Linked DNA regions of Homo sapiens: region 2 is linked to region 1. A link is a loop called in an ENCODE intact Hi-C map of the cell type or tissue named here. Cell type or tissue: PC-3. All regions are shown on one strand. Links, peaks and the distances in the headings refer to the core of each region. The heading gives the core; the rest is flanking DNA.

Evidence for each region. A loop is a pair of places that touch in the nucleus more often than their neighbours do. Peaks named below come from ENCODE experiments on the same cell type or tissue, not always from the same donor. Only the 100,000 strongest peaks of a DNase experiment are listed, where the experiment ranks them.
Region 2: it touches region 1 in a loop (2.1-fold over the local background); 1 of 110 quality-filtered maps calls a loop at or near these places.

The regions. Positions count from the first base shown.
Region 1 is chr12:90,709,634-90,715,025 of GRCh38, forward strand. No RefSeq gene overlaps it. Among named protein-coding and RNA genes, the nearest start is that of LINC02822, 120 kb to the left of the region's middle. In PC-3, for the core only: no CTCF peak of the experiment used is centred there; a DNase peak (open chromatin) is centred at 3,228.
Region 2 is chr12:90,762,945-90,768,336 of GRCh38, forward strand. All of the region lies in intron 2 of LOC105369895 (a long non-coding RNA gene), which reads right to left. Among named protein-coding and RNA genes, the nearest start is that of LINC00615, 150 kb to the right of the region's middle. In PC-3, for the core only: no CTCF peak of the experiment used is centred there; no DNase peak of the experiment used is centred there.

The DNA.
Region 1 (5,392 bases), core at 291-5,290:
ACATATGTCACTTGGGGAAATTCTACAGTATAATACCTTGACTATTATCTCTAGTGCCATTGATTGGTCGGGTTAGTAAAACTGAAAACTGATATCCTGATATCCTGTTGAACATCTCTCCCTTTTTGTGTTTTTTTTTTTTTTAGAGACAGAGTCTCACTCTGTCACCCAGGCTGGAGTGCAGGGGCATGATCTCGGCTTACTGCAACCTCTGCCTCCCAGGTTCAAGCGATTCTCCTGCCTCAGCCTCCTGAGTAGCTGGGATTACAGGCATGCACCAACACACCCGGCTAATTTTTGTATTTTTAGTAGAGACGGGGTTTCACCAAGTTGGTTAGGCTGGTCTCGAACCCCTAACCTCATGATCCACCCACCTTGGCCTTCCAAAGTGCTGGGATTACAGGCCTGAGCCACCGCACCTGCACTGGACACCTCTTTTAACCTGAATGTGTGTTTTGTAAAATAGACATACATCAAGAAATTATTATCTTCTAATGGAATGACTCAACTACCAACTATGATTTTTCTCCCTTTGACCTGAACAATTTTAATTGTAACAAAGTGTTTTGGGGCCCATAATAATTGCTCCTATAGTGTTCCCAATAGTGAAACTAATAAAAATCATAGTCTTATATTATTTTGTTTTTTGTAGGAATACCAAAACTTATTCACCAAATAGGCAACTGTTGGTAATACAGTGAGATCGTTTTCACATTTTCATATAATCACTCCTTATTACTCTCATTTCCTCAGGCCGGTCCCCTCCATATACTCCCTATTAAATTTAATTTAAGAAATTAAACTAAAACATGTTTTGCAACTTCTTTTATTTTTCTAAAGGATTTTCATTTCATGGTTGTCATTGTGACATGACAGAATTCAACTGTGAATAATTGAACATTTCATGTTATAATAGTGGCAGTAATATCAGCTGATCACCACACAATCATTTGTTATATATAATCTTACATAATTATATTTGTTCAATATAATCTAGTTAAGATGGGAGAACTAATTCACAAACTTGGTCAATAACTGTATTTTACAGCAATCTAGAAAACTGGCTAGAACCAATAATTTTTAAAATTATAAATTTAAATCTCATATATTTTAAATAAAGTTTTCTATAATCTTATTCAACATCTAAATTATTAAAGCTTTCTGTTGAAATTGCTGGAGGAGTCATGCAGTAACGATTTACTGGGAAACTTCAGGGAAATGGGCAGGCCTAGAATCTTCCTTGGGTTAATGTTCCGATTACTGCATTAACTTCTTTCACTTAAGTCACACCAACACCACAGTTCTAAATCATGAAGTGAAGAGTTGGCTCTGCTCAACAAGGTACATTCCAGTATAACATTTATTAACTCAGGCCTGAAAGAGGAATCGATGTACATCTGAAGAAATTCTTAAAGTTTTAATGTGTTTATTCATTTGGCATAATTCTTCTTTATCTGGCTAATTTCTTCTCAACCTCCAGGTCTTATGTAAAATCCCTTCACCTTATCCATCACACCCAAATGAGATTCCTCATGTGTCTCCTATATGCTGCCATAGCATCCTGTACTTACTCCCATCACAGAATGTATTGGTTTCTGTTAATTACATATTTCCTTATACGTGGCTCTATTAGTCCATTTTCACACTGCTGTAAAGAACTACCTGAGACTGGGTAATTTGTAAAGAAAAAAGGTTTAGTTGACTCCCAGTTTCACATGGCTGGGAAGGCCTCAGGAAACTTACAATCACGGCGGGAAGCAAAGCATGTCTTACATGGTGGCAGGAGAGAGAGAGAGCCAGGAGGGAACTGCCAAATAGTTTTAAAACATCAGACCTTGTGAGAACTCATTCACTATCACAAGAACAGCATGAGAGAAACGGTCCCCATGATCCAATCACTTCCCACCATGGCCCTCCCTCGACACATGGGGATTACAAATTCAAGATGAGTGAGATTTGGATGGGCACACAGAGCCAAACCACCATATCAGTGGCCTTGAAAGTGGAACTCTGTCTTATTCACATTGTATCTCCAACATCTTCCCTAGTGTTCAGCATTAATACATGTACAATAAATATGTTGAATGAATGAAATATTAGTCTGTATTTGTAAAATCATTTTAAACTTCTACTTTAGAATAAGTACCAAGCACAATCCAAGTAAAGTGAGGAATTCTGCATTAAATACAAATGACAAATTTGAATGTTACTCCTATATAGTAAAATAAAGTTAGTAAGTGCTGCCACTCAATTATGTTTTTCTTTAATTTAATTTTTATTTTTGTTGTTTTCATTTTTTTTTTTTTTTTTTTTTGAGACAGAGTCTCTTCTGTAGCCCAGGCTGGAGTGGAGTGGCGCGATCTGGGCTCACTGCAAGCTCCACCTCCCGGGTTCACGTCGTTCTCCTGTCTCACCCTCCCCAGTAGCAGTAGCTGGGACTACAGGCACCTGCCACCACGCCCGGCTAATTTTTTTTTTTTTTTTTTTGTAGTTTTAGTAGAGACGGGGTTTCACCGTGTTAGCCAGAATAGTCTTGATCTCCTGGCCTCATGATCTACCCACCTCGGCCTCCCAAAGTGCTGGGATTACAGGTGTGAGCCACACGCGCCCGGCCTGTTGTTTTCTTTTTATTGAATATATGTGAAGAAGATAAGTGGTCAAAAATTTTGTCACTTAGTCATAGATGGAGTGGAGGCTTACTTACGGTATTTCAAATGAATGCATTTATTATTTAAAATGACTTGAATTTATTTTCAATTAGGAGAATTAAATGCATGCCTGCAATGATATATATATATCCTGTTTGAAGAATGAACTAAAAATGTTAGAAGTACATAGCAGCATATTTACTTGCTTAATTGTTCTTGCCTTCTGAATAATAAAGATGACTAGAAGAATATATAAAATAAGAATGCAAATTAATGCTATTTGTCTTTGTGGTGACATAAAGAATGCATAAGTCATTGACTGTAACCTAATCTAAAAATATATTCACTAAAGAAGGGTGTGGAGGAGATGTGCTATGAACCTAACTAACTATATATTTTGTTTAATTGTATGTTTTCTCAAAATGTTTTTAAAAATGTACTTTTTCAACATATAAAAGGTGACAAGGAACCACAATTCTCCTACCTCCATTTATATTGAAGTGCATTTTTTATAGATCAAAGGTCAAATTCACTGGCATGCCTGGCAGAGGAAATGAAAAGCAAGTTCCAAGAAAACCATTTAGGAATGTTAAGTGCTTCGGGACATACAGTGTGTCCAAAGGAATTTCCTAACAAGGTTCAGAGTACAGTGACAAAGGATGGCACAACACAAATAAAGTGAATTTAATCGAAAGTATTCTTGAAGGAATACTCCTTTCCTTGATGCAATAATCTTATATACAGAGTTATATACATTTCTTTTTCAACTCAGAACAAATTAAATGATATTTTACTTAGAAGCTATACTTAGTCTATACCCACTTTTCTGGGGCTCTAATCAGTCATATAATTGACCAATATTTGAAAAAGCTTGTAGTATCATAAATCAGGTATAGTTTTGAGCTGTCTTGTTAACTGAACACAGAAAGACTTGCTATCAAATAATACTTAGAAATTTTGCTTTGCAATTGTGGGATAAGAAATTATGCAATTTCTATTATTTTTAAAATGTAAAGTTATTATTTTAGTAGACTGTGTAGAATGTCTTATTACTGACCTAGTTTAAGCTCTATAAGTCATTTTAAGTTTATTAATTAATAAACGTGTACTTCTGCAATCTTTAAGAAATGGAACATGCAAATAGAAGCTAAAGACTTTTCACTCCTGACCACCCAAATATATTCATCTAACACAGATGGATATATTGAAGTATATATTAATTTCTATTGCAAAATAAACACATTCACTTGCTTTTGAGATAAACTACTGTACAGGAGAAAGAGAATGAGCTTGAGAACCAATTCCTAGGTTTGAATGGCAGTCCCCCAATTTACTAGCTGTGTGCCCTTGAACAGATAATAAAATACTCTTCTCTAAAAATTGTCTATCTGGCAATGAGGATAAAACAAATCAACCAATATATAGCAAGAGTTGACATTTAATTTTTAATCTCTATTTCCTTTCATATGTAAAACACTGTAATATAAATGTATATTAATGAAACATTAAAGAAGAGTATTATAAATTTTAGCATTGTCAAATTTTCAGACTTTTATGACTCCAACTGTATCCTTACATATATGACAATACAGACCTAGGATAGTTAAATAACTTGGCCAAGGTTACAAGTAGTCGAACTAGAAATAAAGCTTGTTTCTCTAAACCTAAAGTCCAGTATTTTTTCCCAGTTGCACCTTCTTTGGAAGTTGCATTGTCTTTATAAAATTCTTGTGTGCAGCTTCCAGGTTAAGTAATTAGTCTACCAAAAAACACTGCTTTAGAAATGCTGTTTCTAATATAAATAAAATATTATGTCTAGTTCTCTCACTGGTTTACCTAGCAACCAGTTATAGTCAAAATATTTATATTTATTTCCAACCATTTCTTCTTCTGTAATATAGAAACAAAAAGACTGGCTATAATAAAGATTCATAAAGATTTGATTTTAGAGTTATGCATTCACATGCATCCACAGCATGGTAATGATTGAAAAAAATGAAAAAAAGAATAAGTGAGATTCAAGCTGGAAATTACAAAATACCAATGAACTGGAAAAAGACACATTAAGGAAGTTCTTTTAGATAAGACAGCAAAAAGTAAAACAAAGTATTATGTAAGCAACCTACAATATTTTTTTTCTGAAAATCTAAAAGGCATTGACAGAATAACAACATAAACTCTCATCATGTGAAATCTAGTTTGGACATACTGCTCTGGGACATTCATTTGAATGTTAAACATTAGTGAGGGAAAGAAGAATAGAGAAGGAAGTCTTTTCATTTTTCATTCTGTTTATAGATAAATTTAATTTTCTTCAGGCTGAGCGGTAGGATCTAAGAGAACTTTCCTCAAATCAGAAAGCCAATTATATTAGTTGGCAAACACAAAAAAGATTCCATGGCAGGTATTTCTTGGCATGAGACTGCATCAGTTTTTCATTTGTAGAACTCCCTTCAAGACATAATTTTCTTGAAATGTAGCGCCTTCCGTAATATTTATGTAAAAATCATCAATGTAGTCAAAATATTTAAGATTGAAAAAGGATACAGAGTCAATCATAAGAGGCAAAAGTGTTCAAAGAGGAATATATTACAAAACATAAAATGCATTCCATTTCTCTAAGTTTTGGGATTTAAAGTTGAGCTCTAAACATATGCACTTATATGGTAATTAAATACGAATTTTAATTCACTAGGATGGTTAGAAATACATGTGTGCTATTCCAGATGAGAACTCTCAGTCAT
Region 2 (5,392 bases), core at 69-5,068, 53 kb after region 1:
ACTTTTCTATGATTGACATGATTTTTAAAGAAAATACCCTCCAAAAAGACCTATTAAAAAAGAAATGAAAACTTAAAAAAAAAACAAAACCTGAACAGGAATTAGGGAGCTCTTATTTATGAACATAAGAATAACTTTTGGTTTCAAAAAACCAAGAATATAGTATTTCCAGAACCATCTCCCTTCCTCCAATTTATATCTTTTCCTTTAGCTTTCCAAATTCCTATAAGGCAATGCCTCTTTCCTATATATTTTGCCTTCTGGTTGGAACTACCACATACTCTGTTTTGTTTTTACTAAGGGGTAGAATTATGACTCAATGGAAGCCCATCAGACACGTTCTTCTAAGTCTTGTCTTCAGCAGAGCAACAAAGACGGTAAGAATTAGAGCTGATTCCTCAAATAGGAGTGGCTCTAGGAAACTGTCTCTTATTTCCTGCTACCTGGATCCTTAGACCTGTCTTGTTGCATATTATTTATGACACTCATTTTCCCATCCATTAAATTTTCCCAGGCTGCCCAAGCCACCATCTGCTCTTCCAATGAATCTTCCCTTTGTGCCTCAGTAACCCAGAGTCATTCTTTGGTTCATCATAAAGAATACTAACTAACAGAAGCAAGGACTATATTATTAGATGAATAAGATATTTAAGATAAAGTGTTAAATATTGTCACCAAAGAAAATTATCTAAAAACAATATCATGATTAGAATTTTACATAAAAACATCTGTAGTACCTCAAGGATAAATTGCACCTCATCTTGAAGAAAAAATATATTTTTCCCCAAGAAACGGTGTATTACAACCATCTTCATGTAAATAGTCTCAAATGTTCCTGCTTTTTGAGATAAAAATGAAAAAAAATATGTTTCATTCCTCTTAATCATGCCTTTAAAGTAGACAGGCTGCTACAATTAGCACCTATACTCATGCTATTAAGACTTGAATTCAGTGTTTGCTGCCCTTTTTCTTCTCAAAACAAAACAGTAAATAAATAAAAACATAAGCTATAGAAGAAGGCACATACAGTAGATTTTAAGGATTTTTAAATTGGAAAGCAGTTGCCATCTGACTTCTTACAGCCTTTTAGCTTTAATACCTTCAGAGAAGTCAAAAACAAAATTTTCGTTGGATGGGTAGAGGTATCACTGAACGGAACTTCCACTATGAAAATCATGTTAGCAGCACTGGCACATTTTAAGTGATGTGACAAATAATGAAATAATTAAATTTTATTAGTTCACTATTTTCTGGCAAAATCAACACTCAACAGTGGGTTGAGACTGCGAAGAATGAAACTTCTATTTTAGTAGGAACTGGTAAGGGTTTTTTTTTTTCTGATTTTTTTCAACTTCTGTCCCTTGTCACTGCTACATTTTCCTCATTTCCCACACTTGCCTCCAACAATTGCTCAGAAAAATGAGGAAATTAACCTGTAGCATGTTCTCTGTGTTATTCTGAGGGTGGGAGAAAGCAATGTGCAAAATCTGTCAAATGAAATATGGATACCCAAATATGACTAATTAGGAAAAGTTTCTTGAAGATGTATTAAGCTTGGGTTCATTCACAGTTCCATTTTCTAAAAGTCAACAGTTTTATAACTGCTTGCCACTATGGAGAATAGTTCGTTGATAAAATGCATTAATTTTCATTGTATTGCTAAGCTATTAGGGTTTTTTTTTTCCCTGTGTGGTTGTTCTATAACTGAAAAAATCAATTTTTAATTAATATACAAATTATAATACACAATTTAACATGTAACATAGGATAATTTTATGAGTGCCTGAAGTTATTTAGATCATCTCATACTTTTAAGTTAACGAATGGACTTTATATCTATAATAAAAGCTTTTACTTGTAACAATGAGAACAGTTTATTACCTCTAACTTTTTTAAGCCTTCTCATTGCCCCTTTATATGAGTTTTAAAAACTGGAGAAAGTTTATGTCTATACTGTGATTGTTAACATTGAGTATCAACTTGACTGGATTGAAGGATGCAAAGTATTGTTCCTGGGTGTGTCTGTGAGAGTATTTCCAAAGGAGATTAACATTTGAGTCAATGGACTAGGAGAGGCAGACCCACCCTCAATCTAGGTGGGCACTATCTAATCAACTGCCAGCATAGCTAGGATAAAAACAGGCAGAGGAACATGGAAGGACTAAACTGGCTAAGTCTTTTGGCTTCCAACTTTCTCCTGTGCTGGATGCTTCCTGCCCTCAAACATCGGACTCCAAGTTCTTCAGCTTTTGGACCCTAGGACTTACACCAGTGGTTTGCCAGGGGCTCTCAGGCCTTCCGCCACAGACTGAAGGCTGCAGTATCACGCCTTACCTACTTTTCAAGTTGTGGGACTCGGACTGGTTTCCTGGTTCCTTAGCTTGCAGAGGCCTACTGTGGGACTTCACCTTGTGATTGTGTGAGTCAATTATCCTAATAAACTCCCTTGCATATACACATCTATCCTACTAGTTCTAACTCTCTAGAGAACCCTAATACATATACACATACAGTATTAAAAATTAAAATACAGAAACTGAATTGATATCTGTTTAAGTTATAATGATTTATGATCCAATTTTACATTAATTTTAGTTTCATCACTGCAATATGTTATGCCCTGTGTTCAGCATAGAGGTCACAGTTAAGATCTATTTCCTGCCTTTGAGAAGAACAAGATCCAGTGAAAAAAATGTACTAGTCTTTGTGATTCTCATAATTTCTCCCCACTTCACAATGCTAGAGAGTAATCCCATTAAATAATCTTAATATTTGGATGCTCCATGATTTGTTGTAAACAGTTATATATCTCCTGAAGCCCTCTCACTCTGAGTACATAAGATATTCTTACACACTTCAGAGAATCAGAGGCCATAGGAAGATCAGGTCCATACTCCCATCCTTTCAATGTACATATTTTCATCAACATATATTATTCTCCTTTTAGCACACGTGCTTAAAGATAGGTTTCTTCTTCTTTCCCTAAGATTTCATTTCATAAGTATAATATTTTCTCTATTATTTTTAATCTCACTTTCATAAGCTAAAGTTTTCTAGCCTTTAGCTTATATTGTTCAAATATCTCCTTTGTTTACAGGTGCTTAACTCTCAGTGTGCTATTTTAGATTTCTCCTGCCCCTTACTCAACCAGTAAGAAGGAGGAATTCTGGTATAGGCAAGAATAAATTGGTATCTTCCTGTACACCCAATTTGGCTATGATGTTAGGGTATCTTCTTATGAATGCAAGATTTGAAAATTTGCTCTTTCATGAAATTGGTGTATTTGGGTAGTGATGGTGGCAGGTTTGTTGCTCTATATACACCCCCAAGATCCCCCCCACATTTTTTTTTTTTTTTGAGACAGAATCTTGCTCTCTCGCCCAGGCTGGGGTGCAGTGGTGCGTACCCGGCTCACTGCAAGATCCGCCTCCCGGGTTCATGCCATTCTCCTGCCTCAGCATCCCGAGTAGCTGGGACTACAGGCGCCCGCCACCACGCCTGGCTAATTTTTTGTATTTTTAGTAGAGACGGGGTTTCACCGTGTTAGCTGGGTCTCGATCTGCTGACCTCGTGATCCACCCGCCTCGGCCTCCCAAAGTGCTAGGATTACAGGCGTGAGCCACCGCGCCCGGCCTATTTTTTCTCATTATCTTCTTCCTCACCCTCTTCTCCTCTTCCCCTTTGTCTCTTCCACTCCCTACTTTTTCAATACTCCTCCTCCTCTTCCTCCTTCTGCTTCTTCTTCTTCCCCTCTTTCTCTTATTTAAAATCCATATTTTGTTCTTTTTTCTGAGAAGGAGTTTCACTCTTGTTTCCCAGGCTGGAACACAGCGGCACAATCTCGGCTCACTGCAACCTCCCCTTTCTGGCTTCAAGCGATTCTCCTGCCTCAGCCTCCCGAGTAGCTGGGATTACAAGCACAGGCCACCATATCTGGCTCATTTTTTGTATTTCTTTAGTAGAGACAAGGGTTCACCATGTTGGCCAGGCTGTTCTCGAACTCCTGACCTCAGGTAATCCACTCGTCTTGGTCTCCCATAGTGCTGGGATTACAGGCGTAAGCCACTGTGCCCAGCCGGAATCCATCTTTATTATAGATCACCCACAGTAGAAAAACTGGATCCAGATTTCAGTCTTGGCCTCCTTTATTATTAGCAATTTATCCCCTCCATGAAATGAAATCAATTCATGATTGATTAATCAATTAGAAAATAATCTCTTCCTCTTTATTTCAATTTCCTTCCAAGTTACAATTTTTTTTTTACTGTTTTGAAACAAACCTTCTGAAGCATTGATGTCCATTTTGCATTTGCTATAGTCTTTCTCAGCATCAATTAAATTCTCAAGCCATTAAACCCTAAATTTTATTTTGACCATAATACAAAAATATTGTATTAAGGTTAACAATGACCTTGATTTTTCTGCATTTGTACTCTCATTTTTTTCACCTACCAATCTCACCATTGCACTTTGCTCTGTCTACACCAGTTTCTCTTTTTTCTTATAACCCTCTTTTATAGTACTTTCCTTTACTCTGCAACATTCTTCCTCAGAATTATTTGCTTGTGCTTCATTTTGAGATTAGCTATTAATGTTTTCCTTCTCTTTTCAGTTAAAATGATGTTTTTGATCACTCCATCTTATTCCATGACTTGAAATATGTTAGTGATTCTGTGTGTTTATTTCCAGTGATCTTTCTCTTGAATATTAGAATGATATTTCTAATTGTCATGTTGACATCTACACCCGAATACCCGACAAGCCCCTGGAAAATGAACATGTCCAAATTGCACTTAATATCTTTCTTGCCTCACTCATCCCACTTATGTACTATATTTAATTAAGGTTACTAACAGATGCAGTGGTACATGCCTGAATCCCAGCACTTTGGGAGTCTGAGGCGGGTGCATCACCTGAGGTCATTCGAGACCAGCGTGGCTACTAAAAATACTAGCTGGGCATATTGGCAGTTGCTTGTAATCCCAGCTATTCGGGAAGCTGAGGCAGGAGAATCACTTGAACCCAGGAGGCAGAGGTTGTAATGATCTGAGATCGGGGGTATTACCATTTACATTGACTCCAAAACCAGAATCCATAACTCCTCTTTCTAGCTCCTCCTCACACCAGTCTCATCGGATTCTGTCAGTGCCTCTTTTGAAGTATTTCTAAGTACAATCCTTTCTCCCTATCACTGTTTTACCACTACTACCACCATCATTACTCCTTCATGGATGATAATATTATGTCTAAGTCAGTAAATCACTCTTATTTTCTTTCTCTCCTGTCAACTGCACCCTCATCCCCATTTCTATTTCTATCTTGATGCTTCCAGATAATCATTTGAAAAAAACTAATTTAGCAATTTTATGTCTAGAAAATTCTGTCCTACTAA